Regions from separate parts of the Homo sapiens genome. Here region 1 is linked to region 2. A link is an interaction called in ENCODE POLR2A ChIA-PET data of the cell type or tissue named here. Cell type or tissue: Caco-2. All regions are shown on one strand. Links, peaks and the distances in the headings refer to the core of each region. The heading gives the core; the rest is flanking DNA.

Region 1 (5,388 bases), core at 59-5,058, 270 kb after region 2:
CCTCCAGAATTTCCCTGCTTCTCATTATCTCCGCTGCTACCAGCCTGGTCCATGACACCATCATGTTGCCTGGATTATTGTAAGTTCTTAGCTGGCCTCCTTGCTTTCTTTCTTGTCCTCTACAACCCCTTCTTGACAAGGGGGCACCTATAATGATTCATTTAAAGTTGAATTCATATATGTCACTCTTCTACTCCTCTGCTTAGAGCCTTTAGTGGCTTTCAATCTCAGAAAGAACATGTAAGGCTCCGTGTCCTTACATGATATCCTGATGCTTTTTTCTTTTCTTTTTTTTTAAATTGAGACAGGGTTTTGCTATGCTGCTCACTCTGGCCTGGAATTCCTGGGTGCAAGCAGTCCTCCCACCTCAGCCTCCTAAGTAGCTAGGATTACAGATGTATACCACCGTACTGTGCCCCGGCTAAATCTGATACCTCTTTGCTTAGAGCTTCAACTCCTAACTTAGATTGTTTTGTTTACCCTGCAGCAATTCATCTTTGCTCTCTTTTGAACTTGCCAAGCACACTCCTGCCTCAGGACCTGTGCGCTTGTTGTTCTCTGGCTGTAGCCACTCTGCCTAGGTACTTAACTTGTGTGGCATATTCTCTCATTTCTTCCAGGTTTCTGCTCAGATAGCATTTTGTCAGTGAAGTCTTCCCTTTCTATCCTATAATAAAATAGCAACAGCTCCCCTCTTCCAGTTCAGATCTACCATTCTGCTTACCTGACTTCTACACAGTAATTAATATGACTTCTGATTAAGTTTTACTTGTTTTGTTAATTGGCCATCTCCTTTAGAATCTGAACTGCTGAGGGCAGGGATGTCTGCTCACCTCTATATCTCCCTAGGACAATGCCTGTACATTCTCAAATATTTGAAAGACAAAAATGATTTAATATCTGTTTCTAGTGATCTCTAAATCATAGACCACATTTAACAGTTCTGTATCTTAAATACAGTTCCTTGTATATAGTAGGTGCTTTATAAAAGTTGATGTTGCAGTGTGAAGTATTACACTAATTGCTTTACCAGTTTGGAAATCTGTACTTGATCATTACAGTGGACTCTTTATTTAGGAGCCCCAACAAACTTAAAGTTGGAGATGCAGTATATTTTTGTTTTGCTAATGCATTCATTCATTCGAATGTTTGAATAGTCCAGTATGTGCTAGATATTGGGGATATGGCAGCAAAGTTCTTATGAAATTTTATTCTAGTGGGAGAGACAGATGTATCAAATAAACACAATGTACTAGAATATAACTTCTAACATTTAGTAGCATAAGCAAGCATACATTAGAATAACCCTTAGTTTAGGGATTTTGTTTTTTTAACCTAAATGCAAAATTTGAGAAGCACATGGTAAGTAAATATTTCAGAAATTTGTTGGGGTAAAAATTGTGAGTACTTTGGTATTAAAATTATAATTACTCAACAAATTAAAAATGGAATTACCATACGATGCAGCAATCCCACTTCCAAGTATATATCCCAAAGAACTGAAAGCAAGGTTTTGAGATCTTTGCATACCCATGTTATAACAGCACTATTCACAATAGCCAAGAGGTGGAGACAACTTAACTGTCCATCGGTGGTTATCAGGAGCTGGGGGAGGGAAGGGGTGAAGGAGAGTTGTTTAATGGGTATGGAGTTTCATTCTGCAAGATGAAAAAGTTCTGGAGATACGTTTCACAACACTGAAAATTGCTACTGAACTGTACACTTAAAAATTGTTAGTGGTAAGTTTTAATAGCTTTGATGTGTTTTAAATTATGTGGGTTTTTTTTACCACAATAAAAATATTAAAAGATTGTCATAACTAGGTTGGGATTGCATAGCATAGTTCAGGCCATACCATCATGGTCATGTTCTAAGAACACATAATAATAGCTAGAATTGGAGGTAGAGGCAGATTACTTATAATGCCAGTCTTTTAAAATCCTCCTTAATTGGCAAGAGTCTGAAGAAGCTTGTTTGGATTTAGAATTTGTGAATTCGTGTGAATGCCATGAATTCTCTAATATGGAGGGGGAAAGAGAAGGAAATTATTGAACAACTGCTGTGTGCCTGGCACTGTGTGAAGTGCTTTTATATCTATTACTCTTTCATTTTGTTCTCACAGTAGTTCTTTTTTGTTTTTTTGTTTGTTTGTTTGTTTGTTTTTTCAGACGGAGTCTCGCTCTGTTGCCCAGGCTGGAGTGCAGTGGCACGATCTCGGCTCACTGCAAGCTCTGCCTCCCAGGTTCACGCCATTCTCCTGCCTCAGCCTCCCGAGTAGCTGGGACTACAGGCGCTCACCACCACATCTGGCTAATTTTTTGTATTTTTAGTAGAGATGGGGTTTCACCGTGTTAGCCAGGTCTCGATCTCCTGACCTCGTGATCTGCCCGCCTCGGCCTCCCAAAGTGCTGGGATTATAGGCATGAGCCAACGTGCCCGGCCTGTTCTCACAGTAGTTCTCTGAGGAAAATTGTATATCCTTATTTTGCCAGTGAGAAAATTTTGGATTAGAAACATTAGGTAATTTATCAAAGAAGGTTATGTAGCTAATAGTAAGTGGTAGAACCAGAATTGCTAATCCAGGTCTGTCAGACTCCAGAAACCATGTTCTTTCTATCACATTATGCCAGAGAAGCTGGAAATAGATATTTTCTTTTAAAAAAGTAAAACTTACTAGTTACAAAAACACAACAATAAAAAATCTGCTGGCCCGACTTAAATGTCTTTCAAGATGGCTACAGAGCTTCCATTTTGCTACTTGAAAAAAACTTTGTTGAAAAATAGCTTCTAGATGAGTGATTTCTTCAGTTACATGTAATTTTGGGAGTGGTTATAGACAGACTAGATGTAGTTTCTTTATATAAAATAACTTGATTTGCTTCTTTAAAAATATAGGTTGAAAGAGCTGATACTCAGTTGAAAATTTTTTTTTCCATTTATCTCTGTCTTTTTTTTTTTTTTTTTTTTTTTTTGTTCGTTTGTTTTTTGAGACAGGGTCTGGCTCTGTCACCTGGGCTGGATTGCAGTGGTGCCATCTCAGCTCACTGCAACCTCTGCCTCCCGGGCTCAAGCTATCCTCCCACCTCAGTGCCCCCAAGTTGCTTGGACCACAGGTGCACACCACCAGGTCCGGCTAATTTTTTGTGATTTTTATAGAGACGGGATTTTGCCATGTTGCCCAGGCTGGTGTTGAACTCCTGAGCTCAATTGATTTGCCCACCTGTGCCTCCCAAAGTGCTGGGATTACATGTGTGAGCCACTGTGCCCAGCCCTGTTTTCCTTTGAGAGACAGGGTCTTGCCCTGTCACCCAGACTAGAGAACAGTGGCACAGTAATAGGCCACCACAGCCGTGTTGGCTGCCCATGTAGCTAATATTACAGGTGCATGCCACCATGCCTGACTAATTAAAAAAAATTTTTTTTTTGGTAGAGACAGGGTCTTGTTAGGTTTCCCAGGCTGGTCTCGAACTCCTACCTTCCATTAATCCTCCTGCCTTGGCCTCCCAAAGGGCGGTAATTATAGGTGTGAGTCATTGTCCCCAGTCTTATTTTTCTCGCTTAACAGTAATTTTAAGTAGTCATCTCTCTTCACTTCATATCTGCTCCCCACCCCACCCCCCCTTGTTTTTGAGACAGAATGTCACGCTGTCACTCACGCTGGAGTACAGTGCTACGATTTCGGGTCACTGCAGCCTTGACCTCCTGGGCTCAAGTGCTCCTCCTGCCTCAGCCTCCAATGTAGCTGGCTAATTTTTTTTTATACAGGCAGGGCCTCAGTTTGTTGCCCAGGCTAAACATCATATGCTTTTAAAGGAACCTGCTGAAACAGCAAAGTCTCTTACCATGAACAGTTGATGGTTCTAGGAGCTTGGGGAAAAGGGGTGGAGTTGGGGTTTCTGTATGTGATGTCTTTTTTGGTTCAGAATAAATTTTTTTTGTGTGTGGTAAGTTACTATAGTAAGGGTAATTTCCCATAATAGGCAATAATATATACATCTGTTTTTGTTGGAATTATATTTAAACTTAAATTTTAAAAAGTAGTGCCTGTTAGTTTAAAAACATAGTAATAGATTGTATAGCATAGAAAATATAAATACTATAATCCTTCATTGCAGCCCATCCTCTGCTCCATAGCCTTAGTGTAATTTTGGTGGCAATACTTTTTCCAGTGGATCTATGTATTATGATGCTTTTATTTGGAAGTGACAGCCCATCCCCTCCTCCCCAAACAAACACAACTACAAAAGTGCTGCTGGGCATGGTGGCTCATGCCTGTAATCCCAGCACTTTGGGAGACTGAGGCAGGCAGATCATTTGAGGCCAGGAGTTTGAGACCAGCATGGTCAACCTGGTGAGACCCCAACTCTACTAAAAATACAAAAATAAGCTGGACCTGGTGGCGCATACCTGTAATCTCAGCTACTCGGGAGGCTGAGGCACGAGAATTGCTTGAACCACGGAGGTGGGGGTTGCAGTGAGCCGAGATCATGCTACTCCACTCCAGCCTGGGCAATAGAGCGAGACTCTGTCTCAAAAATAAATAAATAAATAAATAAATAAAGGAAAGGAAAAAAACCCTTCAAACTGGCTTAAACAACAACAAAAAGTTTAAAGAACTTTAACCTTCTAAAGAATTGCCACTTCTAGGGTTAGTTTGTTGAGCAACCTCAAGAATCTAAGTTATCTTGGCCAGGTGTGGTGGCTCATGCCTGTAATTCCAGCACTTTGGGAGGTTGCGGCAGGTGGATCACCTGAGGTCAGGAGTTCGAGACCAGCCTGGCCAACGTGGTGAAACCCTGTCTCTATTAAAAATACAAAAATTAGCCAGGCATGGTGGCAGGCGCCTATAATCCCGGCTGCTCGGGAGGCTGAGGCAGGAGGATGGCTTGAATGCAGGAGGCAGGGGTTGCCGTGAGCCGACATCACACCATTGCACTCCACCTTGGGCGACAAGAGTGAAACTCCATCTCAAAAAAAAAAAAAAGAATCAGGAATCTAGTTATTTTTAAAATCTAATGGTCAATCTATTAGACTGTCCTCCTCAGGCTCGCTTTCTTGTGTAGATAGCCTTGGCAGTTTTAGACTCCAGTCATGTTGGACAGATCGTCTGGGAGAAGAGGGACCATCTGTTCCTTATGTCCCTTTTCCCTTTCAGCTTTTTATTTTGAAAAGTTTCATACCTACTGATACTCTGGAAAAATTGTGCAATTGAACATATACCCTTCATGTAGATTTTCTCATTATTACCATTTTATTACATTTGCTCACTCACATTCTTTATGTGATTTTTTTTTTGCTAGACCATTTGAAAATTTGAAAAGTAAGCTACAGATGTTTTGACACTTCATCTCTAAATACTTTAGCATGTACCTCTTCAAAACAAGAACA
Region 2 (5,388 bases), core at 143-5,142:
CAAACAACCTACTACTCCACATCATTCTTTTTTTTTTTTTTTTGAGATGGAGTCTTGCTCTGTCACCAGGCTGGAGTGCAGTAGTGCAATTTTGGCTCACTGGAACCTCCGCCTCCCAGGTTCAAGTGATTCTCCTGCCTCAGCCTCCCAGGTAGCTGGGACTACAGGCGCATGCCACCACGCCCGGCTAATTTTTGTATTTTTAGTAGAGATGTGGTTTCACCGTGTTAGCCAGGATGGTCTCGATCTCCTGACCTTGTGATACGCCTGTCTTGGCCTCCTGAAGTGCTGGGAATACAGGCGTGAGCCACCACGCCCGGCCCACATCATTCTTAAAACATTATAATATTAAAAGGCTGGGTATTGGTGGCTCACGCCTGTAATCCCAGCACTTTGAGAGGCTAAGGCAGGTGGATCACTTGAGGCCAGGAGTTTGAGACCAGCCTGACCAAAATGGTGAAACCCTATCTCTACTAAAAATACAAAAATGAGCTGGGTGTGGTGGCACACACCTGTAATCGCAGCTACTCAGGAGGCCAAGGCATGAGAATTTGCTTGAACCCTGGAGGTGGAGGTTGCAGTGAGCCGAGATCACACCACTGCACTCCAGCCTAGGTGACAGAGAGAGACCCTGTCTCAAAAACAAACAAACAAAAATTATAATATTAAAAGCTTTACCTTAAAGGTAGAGAATGAAAAGGATAATTGATAGTACCATGTCTGTTCCACTATTTTCTGTAAGTCCTGGCTGGTACAAAATGGCAAAAAAAAAAAAGAAAAAGAAAATTGCCATTATTCATAAATTACATATTTGTATAAGTAGACAATCATAAAACTATGTATAAACTAATATATTTTAAAAATTAATTTTGCAATGTTGTTACATCCAGTGTCAATATTCAGAGAGGAAATCCACCACAGGCCCCGAGTGCTGTTGTGTATACACACGAGGAATGCAAACAATGTTTTAAGTCCCAGAACACTCTTTACCTGAGCCATCTTTCAGGGTTATGTTTGCAGTTGCAGAGCAACCATGAGATGAGGCAATGTCTCTTCCCAGGCAAAATATGCTTGCTTCTGCTAAAAGCAGTGAATCCCTCAAACTAATGTTTCTTGGCTGAGATGCAAACCCACTGCAGGAATAGGATACACCTGGGCCTGTATCTCATCACCTGTGAGTCTTGGGGTAAGGGAAAGCTGACACGAAAAGTATGCTGGTAGCCATATTGCTTACTCTATCATGGGTAATACAGTACTTTTTCTATGACCCAGGATTCTTGTTTCTTCTGTTAAAATCCATGAGAGGCTAATCGCTTTGTTTACTTACAAATCAGGTAAAATCCTAGACACTTCAAAGACACAGTCAATTTATAAAAACTGTATTTCTATATATCAGCAACACACAATTATAAAGTAAAAAAAGTTAAAGCCATTCACAACAGAATAAAAAATGTCAAGGAATAAATCTGATAAGAAGTGTGCAAAGACCTGTAAGACAGAAAAATCCATAGCATTAATGAACAAAACTGAACTGCAGAAAATGCAGTAATATAGTTTTTAAAAAGTCAATAGAACTAAAACTGATCTATAGATTCAATGCAATCCTAACCAAAATCATAGCAGGTTGAGGGGAGAGGGGACATGTGGAAACTAACAAGCTGCTTCTAAAATTTACATGAAGATGAGATCAGTCAGAAAAGCCAAGAAAATATTAAAGAACAAAATGGAAAGAATTAAACTATTAGATATCAGGATTAATAATAAAGCTAAAGTAATTAAAACAGGGTGGTACTGTTACAAGGAAAGACAAAACACAACAGAACAAAGCAAAGTCCAGAAACCAAACCATAACTATATGGTCAATTGACTTATGACAGAGAACACTGCAATAAAGTAAATGAAAGAAGTCTTCAAAAAAGGGTGCTAGGTAATTAAGATATCCCTACGGGGTGAAAGGAATAAAATGATGATCCTCATCTCACATAATACAAAAAAATTCCACATGGTTTATAGATCTAAATGTAAAAGATAAAAGAATAAAGTTATCATTAAAATGTGCACACGCACATGCATATACAGGAAGACAGTTTCCTCTCTGTGTGTATATAGTATTTTCATTGCATAAACATCCACCAGTACCCAAATTCATTTATCCTATCTTTGATGAACATTTAGGTTATTTTTATTTTTTGCCTATTACAATTAATTCTACTTTTTAAAAAAATTTCTTTTTGTACTCCTTTCTGTTGGGTATATACACCAGAGTAGAATTAGCTATACTATGGACAGACAAGCAGTTTTCCAAAGTAGTTGTACTAGTTGTACTAGTTTAAATTCTTACCACCAGTGTATAAGAATCCCGTTATTTCACATGATCACTAGCAGTTGGTACCATCAGTCTTTTTAATTTTGGACTTTGGTGGGTGTGTAATAGTATCGCATGTGGTTATAAGTTGCCTTTCTGTGGTCACTAACGGAATTGGACTCCTTTTCATTATTAATCATTTTGATATCTTCTTTGTGCAATGCTTGTTCTAGTCTTTGCCCATTTTTCTATGAATTCTCTTTTTCTTACTAACTTGTAGGAGTTCCTCATATATTCCTTTGTTGCATATATTTATTCCAAATAACTTCTCTGTGGCTTGCCTTTTCACTCTCTTAAAGTTACGTTTTGATGAATGCAACTTCTTAATGTACCCAGTATGTTTTTTTCTTTAGAAAATTACCTAGCTTTATGATTAATCCTGATATTTAATAGTTTAATTCTTTCCATTTTGTTCTTTAATATTTTCTTGGCTTTTCTGATTGATCTCATCTTCATGTAAATTTTAGAAGCAGCTTGTCAGTTTCCACATGTCCCCTCTCCCATCAACCTACTATGATTTTGGTTAGGATTCCATTGAATCTATAGATCCATTTTAGTTCTACTGACTTTTTAAAAAATATATTACTGCATTTTCTGCAGTTCAATTTTTTTTATTAATGCTATGGGTTTTTCTGAGCTCCCTTCTGGTCATACCCATTGCCCCAAAATAACCACTCTATATAGTTTTAAGAATCTGATGTATTTCTACACACCAGAAGGTGAATGATTCTTACACACATGCAAATAATGTAATAGCAAAAAATTATTTAAGTATGACTTGATTATGTAAGTTTAAAAATTTCTCTGGACATTATTCTGTTCTAGACATGTCTTGTTTATGCTATTGGAAGTTGTTAGAGTGGTTATTTTGGAGCAATGGGTGTGACCAGAAGAGAGCTCAGGGAGAGATACTAGGGCAATATTTTGCTCCTTAATCTGGTTGATAGTTCATAGTACTGTTCTGTTTGTGAAAATCCAACAAGCTGTATACTTACGTGTACTTTAATGAATACAAGCTGATCATTCCAAATCAGAAAACATGAAATGCCCAAAATCAGAAAATTTTTGAGTGCCAACACGATGCTCAAAGGAAATGTTCATTGGAGCATTCTGGATTTTGAACTTTCTGAATTTGGGATGCCCAACCCAAATAATGCAAATGTTTCAAAATCTGAAAAAATCCAAACTCCAAAACACTTCTGGTTCCAAGCATTTCAGAGAAATAGTACTTCATCCATATATATTATAATCTAATTTAAAATTTTAAAAATAGGCAAGTGACCCAAACTGACAGAAATCAGGACGGTGGTTACTTTTGAGAAAGGACCAGTAGCGATTTGGAGATGACAGGATGTTTTCACAATGCTGATGAAGCATCGTAATAGTTAATTATTTACTAGGGAGATGGGGGTTATTTTCTGTTCTGAATTTTTTAAAAAAGGGACAAGATCATTTCATATAGTTTCTCCTTTAAAGATAAAATTTGGCACCCTCTCCCCCTTTTTTAAAGTAAAGCTGAAAAATCATCTAAACTATTGCTGTTCAAATGTCCACAGACTGGTCTGTGACAAGATAAGCATGAAAGCAAGAACATTTAGGTACTTTCATAGAAATTTGACATTGCTGGGTCATTCTGAGTCCACAATGGACTAGAGGAAAAAAATTGGTCCTTGATGATGAATAATTTGAGAATAAACTAGCTAACTGAGGTGGTGGTGATATGAGTCGCAGTTGCGGGGTGGGGGTGGGGGGGGTGTGAGAAGCGCATGAGCAAGGTTTCCTAGGACTACATCTTAAAAAAAAAAACAAAAACAGAACTATTAAAAATAAGACCTTGGTTAAAAAAAAACATAAAAAAAGGAAAAAAATTAAAGCTTTATTTTAACTATATCAAGACCCTGTTTATAGTCTTTTCTCACAAAGTGGTACTTATAGAAAAATAATCCCTTATACTTCTCTATTACCAGTTTTACTTCAAATGAAACCAATTAATGTCACCAATTAACGTCATCCTACACCAAGGAAGTATTCTACCTACAACAAATGGTTTTCAAAAGCAAAACAAAAATAAATTTTAGCTTATATACCAGTGATGAGAAACAGAGCTAACTTAAACACTAGTGAGCAGAAAAACAAAAGACGCTAGTTTATTAACTCAGAAACTTAATGAACAAAAATATGAAACAAACAAAAAAAGAGTCAATAAACAGTTTTTTGTCTTTTTTTTTTTTTTTTTTTTTGAGACAGGGTCTCTCTCTGTCACTCAGGCTGGAATACAGTGGCATCATCATAGCTCACTGTGGTCTCAAACTTCTAGGCTTAAGTGATCCTCCCACCTTGGCCTCCCAAAGTGCTGGGACTACGGGTGTGCACCACCAAAACCAGCTGTTTTTTATTTAGAGACAAGGTCTCACCATGTTGCCCAAGGTGGTCTTGAACTACGGGGCTCAAGTCATACTCCTGCCTCGGCCTCCCAAAGTAATGGGATTACAGGTGTGAGCCACCACACCCAGCCTATAAACAGTCTTGATCTTCCTGGTGTCTGGCTATGAAAATTTGGAAGAGTCATCAGTGTCTCCATTCTCTCTCTTATCTATACCTTAATTTTCCTAAGAAACTTTGTGAGGCCGGGCGTGGAGGCCTACACCTGTAATCCCAGCCCTTTGGGAGCCCGAGGCAAGCAGATCACAAGGTCAGGAGTTCGAGACCAGTCTGGCCAACATGGCAAAACCCCGTCTCTACTAAAAATATAAAAATTAGCCAGGTGTGGTGGCGGGCGCCTATAATCCCAGCTACTCAGGAGGCTGAGGCAGGAGAATAGCTTGAACCCACGATGGGGAGGTTGCAGTGAGCCGAGATCATGCCATTGCACTCCAGCCTGGGCGACAAGAGCAAGACTCCGTCTCAAAAAAAAAAAAAAAGGAACTTTGTACAACAAATATCTTGTAAATAATAAGACTATCACTAAAGGTTAACCATATGATCCAAATTTCTTTCCCTCCACAAATCCCCTCTCCCAGCCA

Evidence for each region. Peaks named below come from ENCODE experiments on the same cell type or tissue, not always from the same donor. Only the 100,000 strongest peaks of a DNase experiment are listed, where the experiment ranks them.
Region 1: POLR2A ChIA-PET joins it to region 2 with 23 read pairs; 3 of 35 experiments call an interaction of 5 or more read pairs at or near these places.

What each region holds. Positions count from the first base shown.
Region 1 is chr2:26,058,146-26,063,533 of GRCh38, forward strand. The region is part of intron 1 of RAB10 (RAB10, member RAS oncogene family); the gene reads left to right. LOC105374333 (a long non-coding RNA gene) reads left to right here and starts at 2,366. Exons shown (of 2, transcript XR_939851.3): 1 at 2,366-5,388. In Caco-2, for the core only: no CTCF peak of the experiment used is centred there; no DNase peak of the experiment used is centred there.
Region 2 is chr2:25,786,217-25,791,604 of GRCh38, forward strand. The region is part of intron 5 of ASXL2 (ASXL transcriptional regulator 2); the gene reads right to left. Among named protein-coding and RNA genes, the nearest start is that of ASXL2, 90 kb to the right of the region's middle. In Caco-2, for the core only: no CTCF peak of the experiment used is centred there; no DNase peak of the experiment used is centred there.